Linked DNA regions of Homo sapiens: region 1 is linked to region 2. Evidence: chromatin contacts called from ENCODE Hi-C or POLR2A ChIA-PET data. All regions are on one chromosome and are shown on one strand. Each heading gives the region's core, a stretch centred on a gene start or an enhancer-like site at or near the end of the contact. The rest is flanking DNA. Distances are from core to core; before and after follow the strand shown. Region 1 overlaps ROR1 (receptor tyrosine kinase like orphan receptor 1). Region 2 overlaps LOC105378771 (a long non-coding RNA gene).

Region 1 (3,054 bases), core at 212-2,711, 280 kb after region 2:
GAGAAAAAACATTCCTGCATACAAGGTGAAGGGTGACATATTAAAGATACTATCCTATAACATAAAAAAAATACACAGTTTCCTTTACTGGCTCCTCTTACTTTTTTAAATTTGGAAATGGATTCTCGCTATGATGCTCAGGCTGGCCTTTGAACTCCTAGGCTCCATCGATCCTCCTGCCTCAGTCTCCTGAGTAGCTGGGACTACAGGTGCATGCCACCACCCCTGGCCTCCACTCATCTTAGGAGTTCTCCTCCTCTATCCCTACCACCATCATCAACCCTGTTGGGTTCACCTCTATTTCCAGCATCGAATACAGTACCTGGCATTTAGAAGATGTTCCGTTGGCACTGAACTGCTCTAAAGTGACCTGCCCCAGTCCTAATTCTGCCATGTACTATTTGTGTGACTTTATCACTAAAGTCAGTGATAAAATCAGAGTTTGCCCTCAGGGCCCCAGCTTCCTCAATCATAGAATTGGAGGGGGAGCTTGGACTCTAGGATCTCCTGAGTTCCTCCTGGCTCTGAAACTTGATGTCACCTTGGGGCATTTGGGTTTCTGTTGACTGGTGGTGTGCTGGAACACTTTATGCATAAACATTCATGTGAGGATGAAGTATAGTTTTACACATGTTTTTTATCCTGGAAAGTGAAATTAGTTTGGGAAGTTCTTCTTACAATAGATACACAAATTCCTTCTTACATTTTGTTTCCTTTAAGGCCTATGGAAACTGGTGGGGTTGTCTGTGTGCATATGCCTGTGCATACTTCTGCATCTGTTTATAATTTACAGATAGATGGTAAGAATTTTTTCTGTCAGATCCAAGAATGTTAAATAGTTGTATCCGAAGCTAGTCATCCACTTTTAGGAATATGTTCTAGCGAAATAGCCTGGAATGTAGATAACGATTTATGGATAAAGTGACTATAACAATTTTATTTACAGTACTGACAAGCAGAATACAAAATAAAATGCTCAGCAATAGGAGAATGATTATATAAACTTGATAAGAATATTTATACTAAAGAGCCATATACAAAGATATTTTGTTCCACCTCAGCTATTTAGAACAGTAGATATAAAAAGTAGAGGAAATAACCCCAAATGATAATGGTTATTACTGGATAGTGGATCATGAAATATTTTTATTCTCTTATTAACACTTCTCTTTCTGTTTTTTTTTACAATGAGTATTATTTTTCGTATGAGAAAAATTATATTTAAAAGTTCAAACCTCATCTGAAATATAGACAATCCTGGTAATAAACACCAAAAATGTCAATGCAGGTTTCTTCACTGCGTGGGAAATACCTTGACAGAAAACAGTGAGATGGATCAAACTATTCTGCCCCCGAGTTTATTGTATACACCCACTAGTTTCATGCTTGGCATCAGGACCTTCTTTGAAAGGTCCTAACTATAGCATCTGTTGGACTGTCTGGCTGGGCTCCATGTCCATGGCACTACGGTTAAAGGCGGAAAGAGAAGGTCACCCTGTAAACTTTTCTGCCAATGACCACAGCAGCACAGCCAGCATATGTCTAAATGTGCAGGAATTTGTTCAACACAGAGTTCAATGTTTATAGAAGGGAGTGCAGACCCAGGAAATAATAAAATGAATGAATTTAATTTCCCACTAAGTGTTTTGTGATGGAGAGCATTAAATAGGAGCTTCCTTGGAATGCTATTAATGCAGCAAACCCTCAGTATCACTTTACTCCAAATCCTGGATTCTCTAAGCCTGCAGGGGGGTGTGGGAGAAGAAATCCTATCTGAAATCATCCAGACTACTGTAGTTATGCCAGTTTCTGATTGTGTGACCTTGGACAGTTTACTCATTCACTCACAAAATATTTACTGAGTTGCTGCTTTTTGTGCCAGGTGCTGGGAATAAAAGAATGAAGAAGATGGAAGACTTGCTGTCATAAAGATTAATGCCCATTGGGGTTGGAAGGAGATGCAGACAAGATATTTCACTTCGTTGCAACTCTTGTTTTCTTTGTCTTTTCCTTGAATTCTTTGGTTCTTCCCAGTTTGGTCTCAGGCCTTCTCTCACATTGTGCAATCTCACTTGAGAGTTTCAGGCTCTCCTGTCCTTGCAGATACTGCTTACTGAGGAAGGATTGGCCATCTATAAGTCTAGGCTGGGGTGCCCTCCTGAGCTATGGACTCATAGCACTGGTAGTCAGCTGGATAGTTCCCCTTGGCAGTCTAACAACTGTGTATAAGTTGGCTTGTTCAAAACTGAGTTTGGTGTCATCTCCACTTCTCTTCCCTGCAAACTGGCTTCTCCTGTGTTTCCTGTCCCCATGAATGGCCCCATTGTCCATCCAGTGTCCGAGCCAGAAATCTCCGCTCTTCCATGTGTTTTCCACCCCTCCATGTGTGATGAACCGTCCAGTTCTGTGGATTCCCCCTCCCGTGTTGATCTCATTCATTTCAGTCCCCTTCTTTTTAATCTAACCACTACCTCTCTTGAGGTTTCCCTGCCACCTGTCTTTCTCCCTTTCACATTCCAGACAGATGAATCTGTCTCCTTGTAACTCTGATCACATGACTCCTCTGCACAGTGCCTCCTGCCTGGCTGCCCACTGCCCTTTCTCTTTAATATGGCACTCCTGAGTTCTCCAGTCTAATTACCTGCCCTCTTTTTCCTCAAATCTTAAGACTTTAGTCATAAATCATTACTTTCTTTTATCCATATCATACTCATTTTACCTTATGACCTTTATATCTTCATGCATGCTGTTACCTCTGTTTAGAATGTTCTCTCCCTTGCGTCTTCCTCCCCCACTCCTTCCCTCATTTATCTGAACCACCCCATTTCATTCTTTAGATATTGAATCAGACACTACTTCCTCCAGGAAATCTTTATCGAATTCCCAAGTCTAGGTTGGACACCTCTACTTCCTGTTGCCATAGACCCTGTACCTCCTCCATCATCACCATTAAGACACTGCTTGGTCTCCTTGCTATCACCAGAAGACCATGGGCTTGGTGAGGGCAGAGGCCACCACTTTTTGTGTTTCTAGAATCTAGCCCAGTAATATGTA
Region 2 (3,415 bases), core at 860-3,359:
GACTACCAAACAAGCATCCTGTAATATGTTAATGTTTTTCATAAAGGAACTTTTCTTTGATCCAACTTTAGTGCCTACTATACATTGAGCATATGATAGGCACACATTTGCCAACCAGAAGACTCCAGGATCTTTCTCTTTCATCTCCCTCCCTCCCTTCCTTCCTTTCTTCCTTCCTTTTTTCATTCTTTTTCTCTTTCTCTTTTTTTTTGACTTCTCTTTTCCTTTGCTCATTATAAATTCATTAAATTTTTTTCAGATGCAAGTAATGCAAGTAGCAGAAACTGATTTTGGTTTAGTTGAGTCAAAAGGGTAATTAATTGGAAAATCTTCCAATGTGGGCTCACAAAATTTCCAGAAAGTCTGGAAGACCATGTTTGGAACAGAGGCTAGAGCCAAGGTGTATTAGTCAGGGTTCCGTAGAGGGACAGAACTAATAGGATAGATGTATATATAAAGGAGAGTTTATTAAGGAGTATTGACTCACACAATCACAAGGTGAGGTCTCACAATAGACCATCTGCAGGCAGAGGAGCAAGGACACCAGTCTGAGTCCCAAAGGTGAAGAACTTGGAGTCCAATGTTTGAGGGCAGGAAGCATTCAGTGCAGGAGAAGGATGTAGGCCAGAAGACTAAACCAGTCTACTCTTTCCATGTTCTTTTGCCTGCTTTTATTCTGGCTGCGCTGGCAGCTGATTAGATTTTGCCACCCAGATTAAGGTGGGTCTGACCTTCCCAGTCCACTGACTCAAATGTTAATCTCCTTTGGCAACACCGTCACAGACACACCTAGGAACAGTACTCGGCATCCTTCAATCCAATCAAGTTGACACTCAATATTAACCATTACAATATTACAATATTAACCATTACACAAGACAACTCCAGAGGGCCAAGACGCTTGGAGATGCTGGAGCCCCAACTTTCACTGCCTGGAAGGTGCTATGTCTGGGGCATGGCCTCCTGATGGAAGCATGGACTCTCCAGCCAAGCTTATCCCTGGGTCTGTGCCCTTCACCCCCACAACTGCTACTATAAAATAACTGTAATGACCTTTCAAGTTTCACCATCCCCTCATGAGTCAAAGAGTATTCAACTGGCTGATGTTGGCTTACATGCCAGGTTCGTGGCTGCCAGGAGACCAGGAGAAGGAGGCAGGGCACTGTCCCTTCAAGCTACCCACAACAGGTGTTCCCCTAATGGAAAGGAAGATTGATGCTAGACAGTACAACCTGCAAATGTCCATCACAGCTATGCTGACTAGTTTCTTTGATTCTGCCTTCTAGAAAAAAAAAAAAAAAAACTCAGCTGCCCTGCAATTACCAAGAACCTCAAAGAAAAAAGTGAAAAGCACAGCCTGAGAGTCTGAGAGCCTAATGACCTTGATTTAAACAATGTCAGGCATTTAATTCTGCTCAGCTACAGGAAAAAGAGGAAAAGGGAAAAAATAGTTTTTACCCTGATTTTAGAATCTGCTGATGAAAATTTTGAAGCACTTCTTGATGACGAAACCAAATGTGGCTTTCTGCAGCTTGCCACCAGCTGAGAGACATATAGAAAATCTCCCTCTCTTAGCCAGGCGCGGTGGTTCATGCCTGTAATCCTAGCAGTTTGTCTGGGAGGCCAAGGCGGATGGATTGCTTGAGCTCAGGAGTTTGAGACCAGCTTGGGCAACATAGTGAGACCTCGTCTCAAACAAAAAAAAAAATTAAAAGAAAATCTCCCTCTGGAGCTCCCTTCCTTTCATGCTTTAATTAATTTCCACATACATGTATTCAATGAACATTTATTGTGTAACTACTCTGTCTCCAGACCTGTGCTAGGTGCAGAGGAAACAATGATGAAAAATAGAGTTCCTTAGGAGAAGCTCTGATGGAGTGAAATTGTAGGATATGAATATGATACAATGAAAGTAAGAGTTGCTGTAAAATTAGTCCTGGAGGGCCCTGAGAATTGGGGAAAGATTTTTATTTAGGTGAGTAAATCGAGCCTGCCACCGGCTGGTAGATTTACTGTTGAAAACAAAATGTTCTTAGCTACAAAAGCAGCTGAATATTTTAAAGGCAAAAAGCTTCCACGCCCTAGCCTTATAGAACAAGTCACCTTCCATTTGTCACCAGTAGAAGGCGACAACACGATGGATTAAAGCTGGTCCTTAGCGAAGGAAACCAACAGGCAACATCTGACTTCTGATGTAAGAGCTGGAAAAATAGTCTGGCAGTAAAATCTTTTCTTTCTTGCTTGCTTGCTTTTTTTTTTTTTCCTTGTACAAAGCTATTTCAAAACTTTACAATCTGTTCTCAGGGAGTAGGCCCTTATGTTATTGAGGAAGGAAATTCACATAAAGAAATCAGGTCCAGTGTAAAATCAATGGGACTTAAGCTACAATAAAAGTCTAGGGGACCAAAAACCTAACAAAAATATTCCTCACTGTTAAGATATAATGTGTCTCTATGCACCAATTGATTAACAGTATTTATAGAGCAACTACTTGGTGGCATTCTAGGGACTCAGGGGTGTTTAAAAAAGGTAATCCTTCAAGAGAGATATGAATTTCAATTTTTTTTTTCTTTTAAGCACATGACATTTTTATTTTGGGCTGTACTTTATAAGGTATGAAAAGTAAATGGGATTTGCAATCACCATTTCTGCAATGTACCTTTGGGCTGCTGGTTTATACAAACACCTCCATACTAAAAAAAAAAATGCAAAATTAATTCTGTAGTTGAGTCATCTTATTAATCAACCAATTAATCAATACTGCATAAGCACTCATGTGTTGGGATACCGAGGTTTCAAAGGCACGTTTTCTGTTCAGAAGGAAATTGTGATCCAGCTAGAGAAGAAAAACATAGGAACAAACATGCTATTTAATAACAAGTAAAGGGCCTGGCGCGGTGGCTCACACCTGTAATCCCAGCACTTTGGGAAGCCAAGGTTGGTGGATCACTTGAGGTCAGGAGTTCAAGACCAGCCTGGCCAATATGGTGATGGACTGAGACTGACTCAAAAAAAAAAAAAAAAAAAAGAGATAAATAATATGAGGATTGCCACTTAAAAGGCACTCCAACATATTGCAAACTCTGTGAGACCAGAGACCATGTTGACTTGTTCATCAAACACCTTTTCAAAGAGCTGGCATTTAGCATAAGTTCTAAGCATATTTACAGAGTCAATGAATCAACACACAAATGAATAAATACCATCTAAAGGGTAAAGAATAATTCATTAATGAAATAATATGAGGGCCAGGCATGGTGACTTACACCTGTAGTCCCAGCACTTTGGGAGGCCGAGGCAGGTGGATCGCTTGAGGTCTGAAGTTCGAGACCAGCCTCGCCAACATGGCAAAGCCCCATCTCTACTAAAAATACAAAAATTAGCCAGGCATGGTGGTGGGTGCCTGTCAATCCCA

Evidence for each region. Hi-C counts contacts between places; a loop is a spot of excess contacts on that map. ChIA-PET counts read pairs that join two places held with the same protein, here RNA polymerase II (POLR2A).
Region 1: a loop to region 2 is called in a map of chondrocyte, with 2.6 times the contacts of the local background. The contact joins two enhancer-like sites. A Hi-C loop is called at or near these places in 1 of 168 maps with a recorded cell type or tissue (chondrocyte). POLR2A ChIA-PET finds 5 or more read pairs at or near these places in 1 of 52 experiments (WTC11).

What each region holds. Positions count from the first base shown.
Region 1 is chr1:63,967,295-63,970,348 of GRCh38, forward strand. The region is part of intron 1 of ROR1 (receptor tyrosine kinase like orphan receptor 1); the gene reads left to right. Among named protein-coding and RNA genes, the nearest start is that of ROR1-AS1, 140 kb to the right of the region's middle. Within about 2 kb of position 1,462, at least 7 of the 41 ENCODE cell types and tissues checked have a DNase peak (open chromatin) inside an H3K27ac peak, as active enhancers do.
Region 2 is chr1:63,689,987-63,693,401 of GRCh38, forward strand. The region is part of intron 1 of LOC105378771 (a long non-coding RNA gene); the gene reads left to right. Among named protein-coding and RNA genes, the nearest start is that of ROR1, 82 kb to the right of the region's middle. Within about 2 kb of position 2,110, at least 7 of the 41 ENCODE cell types and tissues checked have a DNase peak (open chromatin) inside an H3K27ac peak, as active enhancers do.